2 separate regions of the Mus musculus genome follow, and region 1 is linked to region 2. A link is a loop called in an ENCODE intact Hi-C map of the cell type or tissue named here. Cell type or tissue: left cerebral cortex. All regions are shown on one strand. Links, peaks and the distances in the headings refer to the core of each region. The heading gives the core; the rest is flanking DNA.

Region 1 (5,380 bases), core at 321-5,320, 88 kb before region 2:
GCCCAGCTTCCTACATCCCCTTCATTCTGCTGCCCAGCCCAGAGCCTATAGGCCTGGGTGGCCAGGGACCGTTCATTAAGTTATCAATCAAAGTGAAAAACGTAACAGCATACTTACAGAAAGGGCTGAGAATTTTCATATACGAAGACGGGGACAACTTGAAACTATCATTTATATCCACTCAGTCATTCACTCAATGACCAGCACAGCTCAATCCTATACTACCCAGTTGGCTTTATAAGACATAGAATTTTATTCTATTACAATTTCTCCCTAGATGTCTTCAGCTATAATTTTTAAGTCCAGTAGTTGGTATTCTAACCTCATACCAAAAAAAAAAAATGAGATTTGTTTTACTTTCTAAATCTAATCATTACTTTAGTTTGGTCTGGTTTGAGCCTAATGAGCAATTTTTTAAAAAATCAAATAAAATTAGGATCCAATTCACAATTGAAGGGTTTGATGTACTTGGATGTAAAATATTCGATGGAAAAATTCTTCTATTTACACTGTACTTTATTAAAATTGACGATTTAACTCTGAAATTCTTAACAGTATTCAAGAGCTCGGAGCCTGTGCAAAGCATGGCAGATTAGTAAATGCATCAAAAAATCCCATCTTCTCTGTAATTGTTAAATCACCTCTTCAAATAAGACCAGCACAAAATGGCTATGTTTTTGCAGCTTTTGAAATATTAAAAGATAGCCATTAAATAAATACCATTTTGTGCATGTACAGTTGACACACTTTAGTAGATTCCCGGAAAATTCATGCCATTGAGTCATATTTGCTATACATTGTAAGGACAGCTTCTTTTTTAAAAAAAGTTATACATTATATGCATTATATGCGTTCTCTATCTTTCCGGTAGTCAGTCAAGATAAAGGTAAGTTACTTTTGATTCTTCTGCAACCATACACCTCCTTATCCATTCATCAAGTCTAGGTTCAAAAATACTCACTAAAACTCTCTGGTGGCTCCCTGCTTTTTCCAGTTTTGATTCTCAGTGATTTAATGCAAGCCTTCAGATGGTCTCTCCTAGCCCCTCCTCAACTGTAGCTAGAGAGTCTTATAAATTCCCATAAACCATGTTCGCTACTATTTTCTATTGCCACGATTATAAAAATATAGTCTTTAGCAATGTACATGGGGATTTTGTTATGAGCAGCCTCACAGCTAACTTCATGTTTGGCTCTTGACCCATCTTGCTACCTTTCTTGGACTTTCTGGGATTCATTGTGTGGTCTCATGTTTCCGCAGACAGCCTTCTCCCTGCCCATGGTCCCCAGTACCTCTCCTGTTATGTTCCTGTTTGATCCCTCAGCTCTCACCTTCAGCTTAGTTCTACAACTTTGGAATGGATGTTTGATTTGAACAAAGGCATTGCTGTCAGCCCATCTGTCTCCCTTCTAGGTAAAGCATTGTTGGAAGGAATGGTTCTTCTTATTTTTGTTACCCGGTGTCAATAGGCTTGCCTGGAGTAAGGCAGACAGCCACTCCTTATAAGTTGAATGAGTGGATGCTTGCTTACCTTTCCCTAAGACCGATTCTTGGGAGCACAGTGACAGGAAACTGTGCAGACAAATAACAAGCGAGCCTGCAGCTATACAAAGATCTCCAACCGATGTACTCAATCTATGGTTTGCAACCCCTTTACGGAGCTAACAGCCCTTTCATAGGGGCCGCCTAAGACCACCAGAAAAGCACAGATAGTCACATTGTGATTCACAACGGCAGCAAATTGTAGTTATGAAGTAGCAACAAGAAGAATAGAATGCTTGGGAGTCGTCACCACAACACGAGGAACTGTGTTAAAGGGTCACAGCCTTAGGGAGGTGGAGAACCTCTGCTCTGGCTTACCACACAGGGGTTGTTGCTGACTCCCTCAGCCGCGTCTCTCCTTTACCCTGTCTTCACCAACTCTGCAGTGGGAACGTGGATGAAGGTACTCCAGATCTAGAAGTTTAAGGGGTTGTAACTACTTGGAATCATTTAAGAGTGTGCTCTCCAAGATGGCCGTCCACCCAGGCTACCCAGTCTCTGGAGAGTTCTTGGGCTGGGAGGAACAGTATGTACCCAGTGTAAATATTTTACCTGGCTATCTCTTTGCCATCACATAGATGGTGCTTTCTAGAGCTATTTACACACCCTTCTTTGAAGTAGGATTTGCTCTGGTTGATACATGTAGACTCACAGTGATTTCTGATGAGAAATAAAAATATCCTTATTTTCTTTATCTAGCTCCTCCACTCCCTTTCTGTGTTAAAAAGATCACTGAAAAAGAGGAGTGAATGGCCTAAACAGAAGCACAAAAGGCCACTTACTGTTATTACATTTGTCCCAAGCCTAGGTGAATACTCTTGGTTTACTTTTATTCCCTTTGAGGAAACAGAGTTTTTAAATCAGGAGAGAAGATACTGTGCTGTTCTGGTCATTGATTTTCCTATCTGATCCCTTTGTATAGGGTCCTGGGAACCGACAGACTCACTGTAGGTGGAGACATGGAGGTCTCACGAAGTAGCTCCTGGAATCTGCATGGAGAACATTCACGGAGGAAGCTGGGTATCAACCGAGCTGAACGTTATCATTTTTGATCTTCCAGCCTCTCAGATGTGTTCTTCCAAGTGAGCGTATGGGTCAGAAGCACATGCACTTAAGTCCTAGAAGGACTGAATTAAAATCCGAAGACCTCTGTCATTTCAGGATTCTGGAAGTGGGAGCAAGCCAGGTGTGCCACCATAGAGGGAGGACACTGAATCACGACAGCTCTAGGTTTCAAGTCTTGACACATTTTTGATAACACCATGCAGCCCGTTCCTCAAACTCTCAAGACAGGAAGGAATCCCAATTTAGGCACTGAGTAGTCTCTCTTCCTCACCCTTCCCATAGCTCACACACAGCCCCCAACAGGAATTTGATCAGATTATGAAAATAGGATTTGGTCAGATTACAAGACTGTGATTAATATTTATACAATTCTGTTTTTATCATGAAATAGAGTCTAACTTCTAAAAACTGTAGTCCCGAGTGATCTTTTGATGTGTAACTTAGTTTTGGTTTGAAAATACCCTCTATTAAAAGAAAAACCCAGCAAGTTACAGATGATAAAATACCTACAACAACCTGTTCTCATACTTCAATAACTCATGGCAGAAAAATGAAATATCTTGAATTTTGTAGACAGAGGGCAGTATGCACAAGCCAACTGTATAAGCAAAAAGCCTGTGTGTCAATTTTATAGGAAATACTTCATGCAAGACAGCTTTGTGTAATATGACTTTTAAGCTTCAAAGCTTATTTACATATTTATTGAGGCTTGGTATTTTTGGTCATTGTGAAAGAAATCACTTTGTGGCTGAGGGAGGTGTTTGTTCATTTCTTGATTTCAGAGAATGTGTGCATCTGATGTCACCATGGCTTTGGAAATGGTGCACACACAGATGTGGTGGCAAGCAGAGTGCCAGGAAGCTCAGTAGTTAAAAATGATCACCAATCTTGTCATGCTCTGTCATTATGCAAATGCAAGGAACATGTTGCCAAAGTGACTTATATTAGTGCACTGAGAGAGAATTGAAAATATAATCTTCAGCAGATCATTCTAAAAATTACCCATGCCTTAAAATGGGGATGTTCATCCAAATAGAACCACGTTAGTCTTTTCTCCAAATGTTTATGATATTGCACTAAAATCCAACACAGAAACATGGACAAATAAAATTAATTTAGTGGAGATTAAAGGATATTAACTTTAAATATTTTTGCCTGTTTGAGAAGAAGTGTCTTATCCATTTTTGTGTCTTCGTTTAGATGATGACTAACTGGTAATCTCTGTGTAGGAGATAACAGTTGACTGGTACACCCTGTTTCCTGCAACAAAGTATTTACAGGCATAGGAGCGCTGATCAAATCAATGCTACCCAGGGTCATCACAGTACAGTTTCCATGGAGACATTTCTCTGACTCCAGACTTCAGCAATTGCACTGCAATTTCCTTTAAACCCCTAGCTAGCTTTCAGATGTAGGTTCTTCCAGCTGTTCAGAAAGGGGCTGGCTGTCCTCCCGAACTACAAAAGCACAGTCAATGACATTGAAGGATTCTTCCCACCTCGGATGGCCACTAATTCTGAGCTGTCATCACAATTGGAATAAGATGGTGACGAGGAAGCCTTCAGTAAGACAATGAAGGGGATTTTATTTGTACTTCTTTTCCAATTTGTCTAGCCTAAAAATCTACTCTAACTACACCACCTTCTGGAAAGGAACACCAAAGTAATTAAAGTTCAAGCTTTATTCCTAAGGAAAAGATAGCAATAATTAAGACTAATGTCTCCTAAGCAATTTCTCTAAAATTAAATTCCTTACTGTGTTCCTCAACAACCCATGTCTCCATAAGTTCAGGGAAGAAGAAGATAAACACAGCCAGGCATGGCCCCCTGTGCAAATTCTCTCTTATGCTCTTTGTATATACAGAAAGGAAGATGCCTGTATAAATTGTTGATTCTTTCTCATAGAACACCCTGGAGATCTATAAATCTGCAGGAGGAAAAAAAAACCCTCCTACACCCTATAATAGAGACAGAGGATGACTATATAATTTATTGTCCAATTAGGAAAAATTTTAGAATGAAAGGAGGTGCCACTAATACCAATTACTAGAAAAGAGGCATGCTGGGACTCTCTAGGATGGCATTATTGTCTGAGTATAGCCCCGTAAAACAAAACAAAACACTCTGAGAGCTAAAGATAATGGAAAGATAGTCATAACACTGATTTCCACACTTGAAGATTATAACACATGAGGACAATGGATATTACCCCGTCTTTTTCTAGAAGGCTATAATGACAACAAGAGGGAATTGCATTAAAGATATTTCTGCATCAGGAAAATGAAAGTTATAGCAATTAGATCCATCCACAATCACTACGGTTTTCATTCGGAGGATTTGGGCTCTCTCCTCCCTCCCCAGTGACAGATGGTAACCTGTGGCAAATGCAGGGAGCACTAGAGAAGCAATGGACTTCTGGGAACCAGCTAACACTCTCAGGTTCTGTGACACCACTGAGAACAACTGACTAAGAAGCAACAACACACTGATGCCTTCATGCTAAAGAAACACAACCCTTCCAAGACAGACATGGGATGCCTGCCAATTTAACTGTTCCCACTTCTATCCATCATAGGTGCTACCACCCAATAACACACGACCAGACTTGAGTGGCTGAGTTTCATATACCCTAAGCCCCATTGAATAGCAGACTGGCATAGAGCTTCAGTCTCTGCAGATGTTTTGACATACATGAAAAACCTTAGTGATCAGAAGCAGAGATTTGAGAATAGAACACTAAGGTTCAGACACAGGTAGATTGGACATACAATGAA
Region 2 (5,380 bases), core at 259-5,258:
TTTTAAATCAATGGCATCACTAAATAAGATGTGGGTGTCATCAATAAATTGTACCATACTCTCAGACGTCATGTAAATGGAGTTTCTCCCCCTGTGAGGAAGTACTTGGGATATAACCCACCAGATTATACCAAAGACTAATGTACTTGGGATATAACCCACCAGATTATACCAAAGACTAATGTACTTGGGATATAACCCACCAGATTATACCAAAGACTAATGTACTTGGGATATAACCCACCAGATTATACCAAAGACTAATTGAAACAGACAATCCTACAGACTTAATTGAATCTGGCTGCATTTCCCATTTGAGAAGGTTGGCTTTCAGAGTCAGCTTGCTCTGTCTGCTTTTCCAAAGCAGTAAAATACAGGTGGAATGGAATCCCCTCTGCCTAATTCAAGGAGGCCCTGACACTGGAACCAAAGATGCTCTGTGACATCACTGTTTTGTGACATGCCTTCTGCCAAAGCTCTGGCTACTTCATGTTTGATGAGATGCCGGCTCACTGTGACATATTCAGCCTACGATGATGCATCTTAAAGTTGGGGACCCAACAGCCAGCTAGGTCCACAAGTGTTCAACGACATCCCATAAATAAAGAGTGCCTCTGGTGAGGTCTGTGGATGCTCTGTTCACCTGTAAAGGCAACGCCTCTGGCTGGTTAGCATCTTGTCCTCAGAGCAACCCTGATGAATCAGACAAGGAATGGGTTTTCTCTGAGTTTCTGAACTTGATAGTTGGCGATTACTTCCTTCATTATATCATCTTTTTTACGCTGTTCTTGGAAAACGCTTTTCCTGGCTGAAGTGCTTTCCAGCAAATTTATTTTAGACACGAAAAGCCTCAGCAACACGAGGAGACTGCAAGCATTTTGGAAGACTTTGAGTCAGGTTGTGCGCACACACACTGCAATCACACAGTGCAAATCACAGAGGGTGTGGATGAGCCTTGGTGTGTATTGATTACAAGAAATGTGTTCAAGGAATAGCAGCCCAAGCAATGTTTTTAAGCTCTTGTCCCACTTTCTACATTTCAGACTTCTTCCTCATGCAAGCTGGGCGTGTGTGTGTGTGTGTGTGTGTGTGTGTGTGTGTGTGTGTGTGATGTGCCACAAATCTTAGTTAAATTTGAGGATATATCAGGGAAGCTAAATTTAGGAGATATAGACTGTCACTACACTATAATATAATAGATTATTCGTGAAAAAAAGCATTATAACATGAAAATACCTCCAAAACTCAGAGGACGCTCTGAAAGAGCATTATGGCACTACTGTTCAGGCAAATATCAAAGGACTACAATTTGCATCATTGTGTTACTGCTACCATGTGAGTGAGTTTTCACCCCTCAGCCTCCATCAATCACAGCAGGGGGTTTGTCACGGAGAAATAATTCCCCTGGCTTTCAGTGCCACAGAAATTGGGAGCTAAATTATTTATTAGACAGTGCTCAGAAGGTATAAATACGACACAGCCATGGTTAGACTTCAAAAAGCCAGAAGGGGAAAAAATGGGATACGGGTACAAGTTCATGATGATCCTTGCTCAAAAAGATAGGGAATGATTTTTAATTTTTAAAATGTAGATCACACATAGCTGTCGCCTGCCTCCCCTTCATCTGGGCACATAAACACAGTGATCTTGGCAGGGAAATGCGTTCTCTCTTCACCCTGAGGCATTTCTGAGCATTTTAAATCTAAGGGGACCCGTCTAAGCCTCGCCAGGAACCTAGAGCCCTGACAGGTACAAGAAAAAATTTAGTCCTCCGCTATTTTAAAGTCAATTTACAAAGGTCTCCATGTGGGTGGTTTTTGTTTTTATTCTACAGGTATTGCTACTGCTACTGACGGCAAGCCAGTTCCCCTAACTTAATAACAAGGTTATGAACAAGCATCAGAAAAAAAGCATTTGAACCTTCAGAGTACAAACAACACACACTTCATCCCAGGGAACTGTCCAGAAGTTGGGACGGTGAGCATTAAGCCTGAGCAGCAACTCCAACACGAACAATGACTTTCAAACAAATCAACCTCCTCTATCTCGAAAGGAGAGAAAAAAACAACACGCACATGAGATGATTGAAAAGAAATTACAACTTCAACAGAACATATTCTAGCCAACCTACAAGACACTTTTTCGAACGGCTCCTTAAAGTAACAGAGTCAATCGATTCCACCTACAATTTTAACCTCTGTATAGACCCGCACTGGTAATAGCGTCTCGGTATGATCCGGTGGCCATACACTCAACAAATCAAGCAGGATGGATCTAGCACTTCCCAAGAACACCATCTGGAAAGTCTTTTGCCTCTAAGAGTAAAGGAAAGAAGCAGGCAAGGTTTATTGTTAGCCGGTGCATGTGAGAAGGACCAGGAAGGGGAGGGGTGGTGGTGGGAAGCGCTTACTTCGAAAATGCTCCGAAGCATAGTAATAGACATCCTCGTAGCCCTCCTGGTAGTCCTCTTCCGGCCGGTACTTTTTCCCCTTTCTTCTCCTAGATCTCCGAATCTGCTTGACAAATCCCAGGAAGCGGTCCATGACTGGCTCCCGGGGCAGCCGCGGCAGAGGCGCAGCCAGCAGCAGAGCCGAGAGCCCAGCTGCTCTTCAAGCCGGTGGAGCATGAATGACCCTCACCAAGCCCGGGGACCGGGACTCATCACCCTCCAGCCTTTCTCCTTGTGCCCATCAAGGCTGAGAGAGTTCAGCCACAGCAGGAGAAAACACAACAGCGACGTGGGAGTAGCTTGGGAAGACTTCTCTTTTAGCCCAAGAAACTGACAATTCTCCTATTTTTTTTTTTTTTTAAGGATGGGTGGGTTAGAGAAAAAAAGTAAGATTATGATAAAAGATATCAATTAAAGAAGGAAAAGGGGAAAAATAACCCGCGAAGCTGTGGGCTTCAACTTGTTTCAGAACCAAACAAAAGTTCAAGATATGCAGCTTGAAGCAAGAGGCATCCCAGCACTAAAATGTCACTACCCCACACCTCCATCACCGAGCGGGGGTGGGGAAGCGCGCTAGTCAATGGACTGAACCAAAGTAGGGAGAGCCTGGCTTTGCCCACCTGCTAATCCTGCCCACTCCTATTAGCATTCCTCTGCTCAAAGCACAGCAGCCGGATGGAAAACTTCCTAGAAAGCTGCGGTTTAGGAGTAGGGAAGGCTGGTTAACCCTTCGGCTCTCTGGCAAGCCACACTAGTGATCTTGCAAAGTGGTTTCACCCATACGCACAGCCCTCTTGCTGACTGAGCGTGCTGCATGTGTTAATTGGAGCAGCAGGGAGAAGGCTCAGCAGCTGCTTTCAAACCCACTGGGCATTAATGTATTCCAATCGCTGTTTGATCTAAATATTAAAATGCGCTTCTCAGAGAAGCCTCTCATAGGCTTAGGAACAGCAAATAAAGGGACTGGTAAAGGGACCGGCGGCCAGCAGCGTGGTGTCAGGGAAAGGGAACACAAACAATCCAACTTGGAACTCCAGGTTGATTCAGGCTGAGAGGTGTCACACCGCTTAACAATAAAACACAGGAGCTGAGAGGCAGATGAAACTCCACTCTGAATTGAATGTGTCCAAGCCTTTATCCTTATCTTCAAAATTCACAAACAACTTAAAAACAAAAACAAAACCCCCAACTCTATCAAAAATACTTGAGTCCAAAGGACCGAAGTTCCCTAGAGGCTACATGGGAAAACATGACTCCTGTGTAACACTCCCTCCTCTAGGGTCTTTCTTCAGAGGGTCTCCGCATGGATGGGGGTTCCTAACAGGAGGAACAAGTCATTTGGTTCCCAGTCTAATTCATCACTCACATGTCAGCCTATTACCTAGCGGACTAATGATATTCCTCAGCTCCTTGTTCCCAGAATTGTAATTTAAAGAAATGCCTTGTGACGGAATAATGGTTGTTCAATAACCATATCATAACGAGTGTGCAAGCCACCCCAAGGGGGCTGGCTGTACTCCCACTACTTGTCGTTGGGTTCACAGGCAATTGGTCTCTCTCCTGCATTTAGACAGGGCTCAGTTTTCAGATATAGATTGCTCATAATGAAGGCGGGACAATTTTATTTAGGAAGTCAAATATTTACCGACCAGGAATGTTCTGGCTCTGAAGTGTGTGCAGTCACATGCAATCCTCCCATGAATTTCCCCTATGCTTTGAGGTTTCTCATTCTGCATGCTGGAGAAGGCTGGATTTGTGTCGAGAGACACAGACCTAACGATGCTGACAGAAAGATGCTATAAAACATTTCATGAACATCTTTAAACAACAGCAACAACAACAACAAAAATCACCGTCCTTAGGTTCTGAATCTTTTTGTTATTATTCTGGCTTCCTCAACCAAAGCAGAACAATTAAAACCAATTACGCAGAGGCTTGCAGATGTGCAGTCGAGACTTTGAATAACAGGTCAGTAAGTGAGTAGCAGCATGGTCTCTCAAATCAGCCTAAGAGCACTACACAAGGGTGCGTAGCCCTCCTCGGGGAAGAAAAGAAGCCGCAGGACTGGTTCCAGGCCACAGCTTATCAACTGAACAAGGTTGGGGCAGGGAGTAGACAGTTTCTGCTGCTAATTAAGAGATTATCTTGTCTACCCAAGAGTCACTTGCATGAAATACCAAGTCTTTCCTATGCCATTGTTCCTGAAAACAGAGCGAGCCGGATAGTTTTATGTCCACTAAAGTCCTCAGAGAAGAAGGAGGCTCAATTGAGAAAATGCCTCCATAAGATCAGGCTGCAGGTAAACTTGAGATCAATTAGGGATGGGTGGGGAAGGCCCAGGCCACCCTGGGCGGGACCATCCCTGGGCTACTGGTCTTGGGTAGTATAAGAAAGATGACTGTATGGTGCGAAGCAAGCCAGTAAGCAGCATCCTTCCATGGCCTCTGCATCAGCTCCTGCCTCCAGGTTCCTGCCCTGTGTGAGTTCCTGTCCTGACTTCCTTCAATGATGGACAGTGCTGTGGAAGTGTGAGTCAAATAAACCCTTTCCTCCCCAGCTTGCTCTTATAATGGTCATGGTGTTTCATTACAACAATAGAAACCATAACCAAGACACAGAGTAGGAATAGCAGGGTAGTGATCTTTTTTTTCTTAATTGAACCAAGCAAATACCCTCATTGGTGTAATTAATTTAGAAAACGCATGTGTTCTCCAGAAACAATGCAGAGACCCATTTTATCTACCTGCATCTACAACTACCGCTGTAACGGGCAGCTACACAGTAGCCTGAGTGGATGCTGTGTATTAGTTAAAAGCTCCTTTCCAATCCAGAAGGGCCGACACACTCGGAGGAGCAGAGCTCTTGCCAATGGACGATACCTTTAGAAAGAGCAACTTAAAACTTACCCCTGACATTCACTGACTCTCACCT

What was found. Hi-C counts contacts between places; a loop is a spot of excess contacts. Peaks named below come from ENCODE experiments on the same cell type or tissue, not always from the same donor. Only the 100,000 strongest peaks of a DNase experiment are listed, where the experiment ranks them.
Region 1: a loop joins it to region 2, with 3 times the contacts of the local background. A loop is called at or near these places in 2 of 42 quality-filtered maps.

The regions. Positions count from the first base shown.
Region 1 is chr10:119,777,662-119,783,041 of GRCm38, reverse strand. The region is part of intron 1 of Grip1 (glutamate receptor interacting protein 1); the gene reads right to left. It overlaps Gm51815 (a long non-coding RNA gene), which reads left to right. Exons shown (of 3, transcript XR_003949037.1): 3 at 1-422. Among named protein-coding and RNA genes, the nearest start is that of Grip1os2, 19 kb to the right of the region's middle. In left cerebral cortex, for the core only: a CTCF peak has its summit at 3,190; a DNase peak (open chromatin) is centred at 3,400.
Region 2 is chr10:119,689,652-119,695,031 of GRCm38, reverse strand. All of the region lies in intron 1 of Grip1 (glutamate receptor interacting protein 1), which reads right to left. Among named protein-coding and RNA genes, the nearest start is that of Gm46207, 55 kb to the left of the region's middle. In left cerebral cortex, for the core only: no CTCF peak of the experiment used is centred there; DNase peaks (open chromatin) are centred at 2,353, 2,581, 3,059, 3,201 and 2 more places; H3K4me3 peaks cover 2,301 bases; H3K27ac peaks cover 651 bases.